Regions from separate parts of the Homo sapiens genome. Here regions 2 and 3 are each linked to region 1. A link is a contact called in ENCODE Hi-C data. All regions are on one chromosome and are shown on one strand. The core of a region is the stretch at or near the end of the contact, and the rest is flanking DNA. Distances in the headings are between cores, read along the strand shown. Region 1 holds the start of HYCC1 (hyccin PI4KA lipid kinase complex subunit 1). Region 2 overlaps STEAP1B (STEAP family member 1B). Region 3 holds the start of FAM221A (family with sequence similarity 221 member A).

The links. Hi-C counts contacts between places; a loop is a spot of excess contacts on that map. Pooled maps may share reads with other maps.
Region 2: a map with no recorded cell type shows a loop between it and region 1 (6-fold over the local background). The contact joins the enhancer-like site here to the promoter of HYCC1 in region 1. A Hi-C loop is called at or near these places in 1 of 168 maps with a recorded cell type or tissue (HepG2), 16 of 37 single-sample maps with no recorded cell type and 5 of 50 pooled maps.
Region 3: a map of CD8-positive, alpha-beta T cell shows a loop between it and region 1 (10-fold over the local background). The contact joins the promoter of FAM221A here to the promoter of HYCC1 in region 1. A Hi-C loop is called at or near these places in 3 of 168 maps with a recorded cell type or tissue (CD8-positive, alpha-beta T cell, naive thymus-derived CD4-positive, alpha-beta T cell and prostate gland) and 6 of 50 pooled maps.

Annotation. Positions count from the first base shown.
Region 1 is chr7:23,012,358-23,015,997 of GRCh38, reverse strand. HYCC1 (hyccin PI4KA lipid kinase complex subunit 1) reads left to right here and starts at 1,868. Exons shown (of 11, transcript NM_032581.4): 1 at 1,868-2,073. RefSeq lists enhancers at 1,538-1,717, 1,878-2,067, 2,485-3,166 and a silencer at 2,258-2,527.
Region 2 is chr7:22,432,472-22,436,266 of GRCh38, reverse strand. The region is part of intron 4 of STEAP1B (STEAP family member 1B); the gene reads left to right. Among named protein-coding and RNA genes, the nearest start is that of STEAP1B, 66 kb to the left of the region's middle. RefSeq lists a cis regulatory region at 2,088-2,105 and enhancers at 2,025-2,169, 1,943-2,237. Within about 2 kb of position 2,011, at least 8 of the 41 ENCODE cell types and tissues checked have a DNase peak (open chromatin) inside an H3K27ac peak, as active enhancers do.
Region 3 is chr7:23,678,219-23,681,978 of GRCh38, reverse strand. FAM221A (family with sequence similarity 221 member A) reads right to left here and starts at 1,780. Exons shown (of 7, transcript NM_199136.5): 1 at 1,696-1,780. The coding sequence starts at 1,760. RefSeq lists an enhancer at 977-1,226 and a silencer at 1,557-1,846.

The DNA of each region.
Region 1 (3,640 bases), core at 619-3,118:
GCACCTGAGGTCAGGAGTTCGAGACCAGCCTGGCCAACATGGTGAACCCCTGTCTCTACAAAAAATACAAAAATTAGCTGGGTGTGGTGGTGAGTTCATGTAACCCCAGCTACTCAGGAGGCTGAGGCAGGAGAATTGCTTGAACCTGGGAAGTGGAAGTGCAGTGAGGTAAGATCCCACCACTGTACTCCAGCCTGGGTGACAGAGGGAGACTCTGCCAAAAAAAAAAAAAATTAAAAATTGAGTTTCAGCCGTGTATGGTAGTTCATGTCTGTAATCCCAGCACTTTGGGAGGCTGAGGTGGGAGGATCACTTAAGCACTCTACCCCAGTTTGGGTGACAGAGTGAGACCTTGTCTCAAAAATAAATAAATAAATAAATAAATACATTGAGCTCTTCAGTCACACCACATTTCAAGTATTTGATAGCCACATGTGGCTAATGGCTACTATTTTGGACAACACAAATATAGAACATTTTCACCAGTGCAGAAAGCTCTGCTGGACAGTGCTTGTCTGAATATCTTAGTGTAGCTTGTGAGGTCTTTTACAATCTCACCTCAACCTTTTGCTCCAGCCCAATTTTTGGCCGTTCCTCATCATTTAACCCCATCTACCTTCTCAACATTCCACAATGGCTCTGTGCCCTTTCACAGCTCCATGCCTTTGAACATGGTGTTCTCCCTTTCTGAAATACCCTTTGACTTTCTTCTCTGGCAAACTCCCATTTACCTTTTAAGATCCAACTCAAACATTACCTTCCTTGTGGAGTTCGCTGACTTTCCTAAACAGTCATTTCTTGTCCTCTGTTTCCATTGCTCATTGAACCAATCTCTATTGTCCTTATCACTGTAGTTTGTTATTATTTACTCATTAATCTGATCCTCCCTTTGGAGGGGGATCCTATCTGTTTTAGCAATCTGCCCTAATAATTACCTGAAATTGTTTGCTTGATACCCTTTTGATATCAAGTAATATATCTTCTTATTTATGTGCTTGTTATTTATGAGTTCAGCATGTTTGAAAAGTTCACTTAGTGTTTCTGGAGAAATCCTGCCCATTTCTAGTGTAAAGCTAGAATGAACTTCCTGTCTTCTAGGGTGGAGGTCAGTTTTTCTTCTAATTAATCCTGACCAGTCTTGAGAAGGATGTGGTAGGAGAGGTTTACAAGGTCAAAAACAGCAGTACTGTCTGCAGGCGCAGGTTCAGGTGTTCTCGGGTTCCAGTTATTATACAAAACATTTAGTATATGTTCAGAGAAAAAGTAGGGAGGAATGATGGAAAAAATAAAAACAACCCCCATGGAAAGAAAACTGAGGCATCGTATTTGACTTTTTCCAGGCTAAGCCCAAAAGCAATGATGTAGTGAGGGGGAAGTTTGTATTTCCATTTTGCAAAAACGTAATTTTTTTTTCCTCCCGGGATTTGATAAGATTTTGATAAATTCTTGTGAATTTAATTACAGGGAAGTAAATCCTACTGACTAGTAAATTATCAATTTGTTTCTCTTTTCTCACAAAAGAGAAACAAATTGATACCCTTCACATCATCCGGTAAGGTTTATTTTTTTCTGAGAAGGCCATAAGCCCTAACGGCTCAGAATCTAAGAGACCTTCGCTGATTGTCATCGCCTAGCGGCCACCGCAAACCTTACAGTCAATCAACTTCCCTCGGACGCCCGGATCACGCCCATTGCTCAGACCACGCCCACTCAAGGCGCCTCATGGCTCCGCCCCAGGCCCAGCAGAAGAAGATTCTCATTGGTGGAGAAGTTGTTCTGATCCCGCCCCGGAGGACGGCGATAGGCTGAACTGGCGTGGGGCGGTGGTGGTTGGCTGCTTGAGGACGGGTCCCTGGTCGTGCCTGTCAGAGAGGCTGGCGGCAGTGGTGGCTCTCCCGGCTGGGTTGTCAGTCAGTGAGAGGAGGGGGAAGATGGCTCACCGGGACCCGTTCTGCTAGGAAGAAGGGGAGCAGGTGGTGCTGCTACTCGGGAGGAAGCAGAGCAGCCTCCGTCGCTGTCGCTGAGAGCCTCACGAGTCGAGGTCCTGCAGGTGGAGCTCCGGCAGCCGCCCTGGTGAGTCCAGCCGAGAGACCCACGCCGGGCCCCCAGGGCGTCCGGCAACGGATAACTTTTTTTTGTCAGGGAGGAGCCGGGGCGAGGCGGCGGCGAGGACAGGACCGGGACTTTGTCCCTGGGGCCGCGGCTCCACTGGGGGTAACGGCTCCCGCGCGAGGCGCCATGGGTGGGTGCGAGGCGGCGCGGGGCGCTGGGGGCGGCTGGCGGGCGGGTGGGCTGCGGCCGGCGCTGCTCGCCCCGAAGTTGGGCGCAGCCTGCCCGCTGCCTGGAGGGCGGCAGCTTTGTGCGCGCGACTCGGGTCTTTCCTTCCCGGCGAGGAGCAGTCCAGCCTCCTGCTGTGACCCGGGTGCCGCCGCCTCGGCCCCACCGGCCGCCCCTCTGCCGGGTGGGCCTGGGGCGGGAGCCCCCCGTCCCCTCCCTGCCGCGGCGGATGCTCTGGCCTCTGCCTCCTCTCCCACTCGCGCCCTCTACTTCGGCGAGGCCGCCACTGTCCGTCCGGTCTGGTGGCCACAATGGTCACTGTCGACCCCCCGCCCTCGCCCCCTGGAGAGCAGCGTTGGCCCGAGTCGGTCTTTGGTCCCCTGCAGGGCGGAGAGGTTCAGACAGCAGCCACGCTTCCTTCCTTGGTTATTTCGCTGAAGATCTCTTCTTGAGCCCTTGCCCCTTCTTTCTATGAGTTATTCCTCTCCTGAGGCTCATTTTAACATACTCGGGAATCCTCGGGGGTTTGGCTGAAAATGGTTGCATTAAAACACCCCCAAGTTTGTACGCTTCCCCGAAATTTGCTGTCTGCCCGTCAGCTTGCACATGTGTGCTTTGTGAGTTTAGACATTCCTGAAAGATTTTAATTTTGCCTAAGTGGTTTAGTACTGCACAGAATCTGCTCTCTGAGAAATACACTATCACAAGCCTGGCAGCCGCGGCGCTCTTCAGGTAGGGGGAATTTGTTCCACCGGCAGCTACTTCTTATCTCAGAGACTGCCCTACAGGCAGTAGGGCCAAGCTGACCTTTTGCAAATTATTTATCCTTGGATCACACAGTAGTTTTTGGAGCAGGTGGGCCACCTCTTTGGTTCATGTAACACTTTACAGTTTGAGGTTTTCAGCTTTCAAATCTTATTGCCATAAAGTCAGAAAGACTGGGAGGCTTGTTTTCCATGAAAACATTCTACTGCTAACATCCACAGGCACCCCACCTCCCCCGACATTTCCAAGTATTTTTTTTTCTTTAGGTGAATACATTTTAAGGTTTACAGGATGAATAGTAGTCTAAACCACCATATTTTTGAAGTGCAGGCAAAGACAAGGAAGGAAAAACATTTAAGATCTGCTTGGCCAATAGTGGCTTCAAAGTCAGCTATTCAAATAATCAGTTCAATCAAACCAAGTGGCAAGGGGGAAAAGCATCACATATTTAGGAAACAAATTCTGGATTTGGCTCGTTTATCCTTATTCGATTTATTGAAATTACCATGAGGGATTAGAAGGATTAGAAACCTTCTTAGTCATCGGCATTAGCAGTACCTGGATACAGACACCCGATAAGGCATTAGCTGGGTCAGCG
Region 2 (3,795 bases), core at 762-3,261, 580 kb after region 1:
GTACACATTACATATGTACAGCTTTTTGTATGTCAATACTTTAATAAAGTTGATTTTTTTAAAAAAGTATGAAAAGTGGAAAAAAATGATTTCTCTGTATAAGCCTTTTATTTATCTAATTTAATTCTCACCAAAAAACCCTACGGCTGGATAATATTATTACTCTCATTTTACACAGTAGGAACAAGGCTTAGAGATGTTAAGGAATTTGCCTGAGTTCAGCCACCTAAGGATTGGTGAGGCTGGAATTCAACACAAGTCTGCACCTCCAGAGTCCGGGCATGCCAGGCGGGTCCACCAGACCGTGTTCTGCCCACGCAGTGGCTCAGCTTGAGAGATGGCAGGTACATTAGGAAACTGCAAGTCATTCTGGCAGAAGCAGGAGTAGGGTGGAGCTGATAAAGGATGCTACTGCAGGCAGATGGAGGCCAGGCTAACTTGAATTGAGTCTTATATCACACCTGCTGGTCTCCATGAAGCCCATCCAGGTGAGAGCAACCTACGCTCACTTCTCTCTTTACCTCTCTGCCCACGGTGCGTATCGTGCACAGGTGAGCTTTAGATGTGGCTAAATAAATACAATTGAGTGCTTTACTGAATACTGTCTTGTCTCAGTTTCTCACGATTTTATGTGTATGCATTTGGTCTCTCAAGCAAATTTTAAGATTCTTTAAGGTGGAGACTGATGTTACTATAGACTTCTTAATAACCACCCCCCTTGGTGCTGAGCCTACAGAAAATGTTCAGAAAAAATTTACTGATGGAGGGTTGTCAATAAATGGCTTTTGGATTAGATTCTACTTATTTTTCTAAAATCTCAAGTGTTTAAAAATTGGACTTGAGCTTGAACTTGCTTTTATTTTCGTTTTGACACTCACCAGCTTCGTGCTGTCCCTCCAGCTTTTCTCTGTGGTTTGTTTGTGCCTGGTGCTTCTGTTTGAGCTGCTTGACCTTGCCTTATGGTTACACTTTCCACCTCCTTTCCTGCTGTGTCTAACAGGCTCGTTTTCTTCCAGACATTCAAGGTTGAGTGGGTGCAGGTGGGCAGGCAGGTGATTCTTTCTTGAATGGTTCATTGGCCATTCACATTGGTGTGTTGCTTGATTTTAATCACAATTGATTAACCTTCACTTGTTTCGGTAAATCTGGCCAGATCTATCTGGGACTAGAACTCTGGAACTATGTTAACCACATGTGGCTATTTACATTGACCTGAGTTAAAATTAAATAAAATTTAAAATTCAGTTCCTCGGTCACACTAGTCACATTTCAAGTACTTCTGGCCACATGTGGCTAGTAGCTACTCCACTGGACAGCATAGATTTAGAATCTTTCCACCATTGTAGAATGATTTGGGCTGAGAATATTGAATAAATTAACAAATTCTAGGGCAAAACTGAGCAGTATAAAAATAAATTTTGATAAAGGACTCTTATTTTGACTATTTATTATTCCTTGTAATATTAGCAGAATTCCCAAGGATAAAATTACATTGTAGAACTTATTATATAATCATTTGTTTAAGTATCTATGACTTCTAACAAATCTATGTGCTCTTCGAGCATAAGGAACATTTTATCTTTCCGTCTCTGGACTTGGAGTTGTGTCTGGCATAGAAAGGGCTCAAAAACATTTAGAGAATAAATACATAAGTGCTTAGAAACCTCATTTAATTTTCTTTATTGCAAACTATAGCTATTAGTCTCACATATTATCTTCTGAGATGTACCAATTTTTTTTTACCTATTCTTACTAGTCTTAATGTATTTTTTGAGAATATGAAAGAAAGGAAACATTCAAGAATTACATACAAATCTGTTTAAATGAAAATATGAGAAATCTATGGTGAAGACCTAGAAGGAAAAGCCCTCTATGGGGCCCATGTGGGATCAGCAGAGTCATGACTCTGGGGGCGATGTGACACTCATTTGCCTTTCTTGTGGAGTTGGCGGGAGACAGCATGGGGCATCATGACTTGATGGCCACAGGTGTCCTATCCTTCCCAAGGAAGGCGGTACAGACACGGAAAGCCGGCTTCCTGTCCCCTTCCTGTCCCTGGAGGGGCCCTCTGCCAGAACCCTGGGATGCTTATCTGGGCTCTGCAGATCTTTGGAATGAGGTCATCCAGGAAGTTGAATCCCTTTGATGCAATTATCTCTGCATCCTTGGCCTTTTGTTCTCATGGAGAGTAACCGGTGACCCTTGTGCTTCTTACGTGGTTAGAACAGCTGTTGTGAGGTGGGTGCCAGATGCACATCCCTGGGTGGCTGGACACATCCTTCCCAGCTGTCAGGATGGGTCCAATGGATGTAGGTGCCTCCCTGCTCCCGCCATAACACTGTTGTGAACCTGCAAAGGAGTTGAGAGGACAAAGGAGAACGTGATCGGTGGTGGATGATCTTACACACATACGTATACACACATGTTCATCATGACAAAGCCCAGCAGTTTTGTTCTTTAATTCATCTCAGTTGACAACCAGTTATACCAGTTCAAGGACTCATTCTTTCCTGAATGAGTAGTGGTGGGTAGCTTTTTGGAATAGCACAGTCCTAAATCTGTCTATCCTTTCACATCTTCCAATATACGCTTCCTAATTGTATAGGTATACTTTGCAATCTTTCCTGCCCAATAGAAGTTCTCCTATGTGGCAGGCCCAAATATCCACAATTTGGGTCCCCTTTCCTACATAGATCTCCTCTCCTTAAAACTGGTTTGGCCTAACCTGTCTTTGTGCTTTTGTGAGCAGGAAAATCCTCTCTCCCTGGGGTTACAATGAGTCATTATGTGGAGGGGGTGGAAGGGCTTGAAATAGTAAGTTGGGGGAAGGTGTCCTGTGGCTGTTACAATTTGGGTCCCCTTTCCTACATAGATCTCCTCTCCTTGAAACTGGTTTGGCCTAACCTGTCTTTGTGCTTTTGTGAGCAGGAAAATCCTCTCTCCCTGGGGTTACAATGAGTCATTATGTGGAGGGGGTGGAAGGGCTTGAAATAGTAAGTTGGGGGAAGGTGTCCTGTGGCTGTTACAGAAGTCTGGTCAAATTACCAGGTTCTCTGTCTTTTGGGGTGCAATGAATGGGAGCTTGCGAAGTTTGCTTTTTGATTTTGGGTTTTGTTTTGTTTTTTTTTGGTGAAATAACTCATTTAGGTTCTGTTAGATTCTGGGATTCTCTTTCTTCTCATTCTTCCCCCTGTGTTTTTCTATTTTTCATTTTCCAGTTGATTACTGAAATGTCCTATGAGCAGTCAGGCCGCATTTGCTGGCAGGAACGGCAGAGCTGAAGGGCTGAGTATTTTTCTACCTGAGGTTGAGCTCATGAAGCAACTGGCAGTTCTTTGCTGTCAGGGAGTTATGAGAGCATTTCTCTAACAAGAGACGAGGCTGCTATTGTACATGTGTGTGCTTTAATATTGCTTACCTATGTAATCCGTAGTGGATCATGGTACACATTTGCTGTTTTTTTGGCTACCTAGTGTCCGTTCTCCTTTCTTCTGGGTAGTAATTTCTCAATTTTCATTCAGGTATTGTACTAGTCAAGGTTTAGGAAGGAAACAGACGGCAAATCACATAGTTTAATGAAGGGGCTCATTACAGAGATATGGGTAGAATGAAGACTGTCCATTTGTTCAGGCTGCTATCACAAAATACCATAAACTGGGTAGCCTGTAAACAATGGAATTTATTTTTCCTTAGAGACAGAGTCTCACTCTGTTGCCCAGGCTGGAGTCAGTGGTATGATCTCAGCTGGCTGCAACCTCTGCCTCCAGGGCTCAAGCGATCCTCCCACCTTAGCCT
Region 3 (3,760 bases), core at 531-3,030, 670 kb before region 1:
AGGCTGCATGCTTCCCCTCCCAACCGACTCCCACCGAAGTACCTAGGCAAGAGCAAATCCAGGAAAACTCTTCGGAAGGAAAGTTTGTTTCCTTCTAAACTCATATTTTGACTCATCTTCCCACCCCACCTTCCCAGCCCACCTTTTCATATCTAGGTACTCAAGTCCTGTTTTCCCCACTTTTCTAAAATTCTGACGTCAGTAAAGGACCTGATAATCTCTTTCAGAGGGAAGTGTTGCAAGTTATTTACGATTGCAAAAATAATTTCCCAGCCGGGCGCGGTGGCCCAGGCCTGTAATCCCAACACTTTAGGAGGCCGAGGCAGGTGGATAGCTTGAGTCCAGGAGTTCAAGACCAGCCTGGGCAACGTGGTGAAATCCCGTCTCTACAGAAAATACAAAAATTAGCTGGCCGCCTGTAGTCCCAGCTACTCGGGAGGCTGAGGCAGGAGAATCACTTGAACCCAGGAAGCGGAGATTGCGGTGAGCCGAGATCGCGCCACTGCACTCCAGCCTGGGAAAGAGTCAGACCCCGTCTCAATAAAATAAATAACTAAATAATTTCTCAATAAAATAAATAACTACATACATAGGTCTGCCCTAACATGTTCGGAGCTAGGCAAGAGTCAACTGGAGGCCCACAATTCACATATCTAAATATCCAAGTTATCAGTCAACACCAGCTCCAGCAACTTGCTCCCAGGCAAAAGCTCTGGAGAACTGGAGGCTAAAGGAGCCGGCTCTGCTCTGGGAGAGGACGGGATGGTGGTTGTTCTGACCCTGAACCGGGCGTGGGAACTGACCCCATCAAGCTCCTAGCCCTTATTCTTCTGGCTCAGAATATCCAGGCAGTTCTAAGGGTTACCCAAAACTACACAAACAGGGCAGTCAGAGCAGGGGAGAACAGTCAGCTGGGGGGCCGTCTGCGCGCACACCTCTGGGTCATCTGGGCCACCCACGATGCCGCAGAGGAGCCCCTGTCGCTCGCTCCGGCCTCCCTGGCGGAGCCTGGAGCGTCTCCCCTCCGCTTGTACACACACATCCTCCCGCCCCAACTCCGCGTCCTCAGGCGGTCCTCTCCAGGACTTCCCATCCGCCCAGATTCCGGACGATCAAAAACCCCAGGAAGCGGAAAAAGAGCGCGTCGCTGCAGGTGCACCAGCCTCGGTCAGGATCCAGGACAATGAACCGCGTCCTCAGGCCAAAGGAGCGACTCCGTTTCCAGTTTCGGAAGGGGTTTCTCCAGAATACCAAACACCAGTCGGTGCCTTTCTCCTAAAACCAGCACCTCGGGGTGGGGAGCGCGTTCAGAAGTTCACGGTTGACTCAATTACTGGGTTAATTTGATGTATGCTAACTTCTATAGCCCCGAGTACTCGATGTGCCTGTTTTCAATGGCCATTTAAAAAACAGCTGGACCTCTGTATCAATCTAGAGTTAGTCATCCTTCTTGGAAGGGAGCAGAGGGGCCTCTTAAATGTTATTGGAAGACTCATCACTGCATAGAACCGCGTGGCCCTACAATATTTAATTAGGCAAAGACTAAACTGGAATTCATCTAGGCCTCCCCCAACAGCCCAGGCACAGATTCCGGGAACCCCCGCGGACGCCCGCCGGGCCCCTGCTCGCGCCCCCAGCCCAGGGATCCTGGCCCCTCGGAGCGGCGGGGGGGCAGGCCCGGAGCCACAGCCTCACCTCCGGTACTCCAGGTACTCGTCCACCGCCGCCGCGCCGCCGAGAGGCAACGTCAACCGCTCCATTGCCGGTGGGGAAGCCAAAGGCTTCCCTGCGGACCAGCTGACCTCGAAGCCCGACCCGCCCCGTTCCCTCCCGGTACCGCGCCCCCTCCCGCCCGCCTCCTGATTGGCCCGGCCTGAAGCCCGAGGAGGCCGCGCGCGGCAACTGCGCAGGACGCGCGCCCCTACTGGCTGCCGGCGCCAGGCACCAGAACCCGGATCTCCGCAAGCGCAGCCTCGCGCCACATGGAGTGCAGTTTGCCGCCCTCCACAAACCTTGCACCTATTCCCCTCTCCCTTCCCTGGACCGGCGAGTCTTCTTGTAAATTAACAAGTGACAAGGGAGTGCAGTGCCTTGCATATAACAGGCGCATAGAAAATGGCTTATTTCTTTGTACAGCTCTTTTCGCTTAATCCATCTCTTGAAATATAAGTAGTTTTGAGAAGGTTCTGCTTTAGTTTGAGGCCTGCCTCTCCTTAACTGTCGGCCTGTTTCCAGTATTGGCGTTTTCAAAAACTCTGATGTAACAATCAGTAGTCCTGGGTATCTGGGTTCACTTTGGGGGTTGCTAAAGCTACATGTTCTTCAAAGGAACCGAATAACTGATTTAAGGTGAAGCAAGTAAAAACAATTTAGGTGAAGTTTTGTTGTTGTTTTTTAACTTTTGGAAACACTCTGCAAAATATATTTAGAAGCTGAATTACCATGCGATTGGTAATTTGGCCATAATTTGACTTAGCACGTTGTGGAAAAGAATAGGAAATCTTCAGGCGAAGTCATTAAACTCTGAAGCTCCCAGGGGATCAGCTTTAGCGCCCTCTGTAAAGTATCTGGGAGGGAGAATATGCAAACAATAAGAAAAATAATTAAACTTCAGTACAGTACTTTAGTTTCAAAGTACTGTTCTACATATTTCAGGTCCATAAAACATTATGTAAACAAATTGTTTGGGTACCACCCACCTCCCTTCTCGGTACCCTTTCAACAAACCCCACCCTCTCCCCAAAGTCTTCCTCCTGTTCAGAGGCGTTCTTGACAGTCAGATAAATGAGTGATCCTGAAATCGGATTCATATTTTAGGAAACTGATCTCAGCTCAGTATTCTCTCCTATCACACGTGTGGTTTGCTGCTGTCCATTTTACCTCTTCCACCCGACACCTCCCAGATGGGGTCTTGCTCCGTCTCCAAGGCTGGAGTGCAGTGGCGGGATCTCGACTCACTGCAATCTCTGCCTCCTAGGTTCAAGCAATTCTCCTGCCTCAGCCTCCTGAGTAGCTGGGATTACAGGCACTAGCCACCACGCCTGGCTTTTGTGTGTGTGTGTGTGTGTGTATTTTTAGTAGAGACAGGGTTTCACCATGTTGGCCAGGCTGGTCTTGATCTCCTGACCTCGTGATTTGCCCGCCTCAGCCTCCCAAAGTGCTGGGATTACAGGCGTGAGCCACCACGCCCAGCCCCATTCTACCTCTATGAGAGCCTAGTCTTGCTTTTAGGCAGCAACTGAACTAACAAAGAAAAATAGAAGAAAATGCCAGGCTCTGCAGGCTTACAGAAAAGTGGCAGGGGAATGTCTGTGTAGGCAAGTACAATTTAAAAATCTAGAGGGAAATGGTTAAAATAGATTTAGCCCAATTGTGGACTCTTCCAGGAAGATGCTGGAGCAGTAAACTCTTCTGGCCAAAGAAGTCAACAAAAATATTGAGCGTGACGAATAAGAGTATGGAACAAACTAGAAAATGTTATCCTGACCTTACATAAAGCTGACAGATTTGCAAATTAAAATACTGTATATGGTACTCACCTCTGCTTTAATAAAAAGGTATAATCAAACTATAACTTCCTCCCAATGTGTAGCTAAATTGATCTAGGAAGTAGGGTGGACAGAGGAACATGTAAATTGCCTAGGCAAGTGTTAGGCATTTTATTTATTCAATCCTCATGAAAGTTTATGAGATAGGATTTGCCAGCATTTTGCTGTGATGTATAGGTTAAGAATGCTTTCTTCTGAAAATAACAGAATAA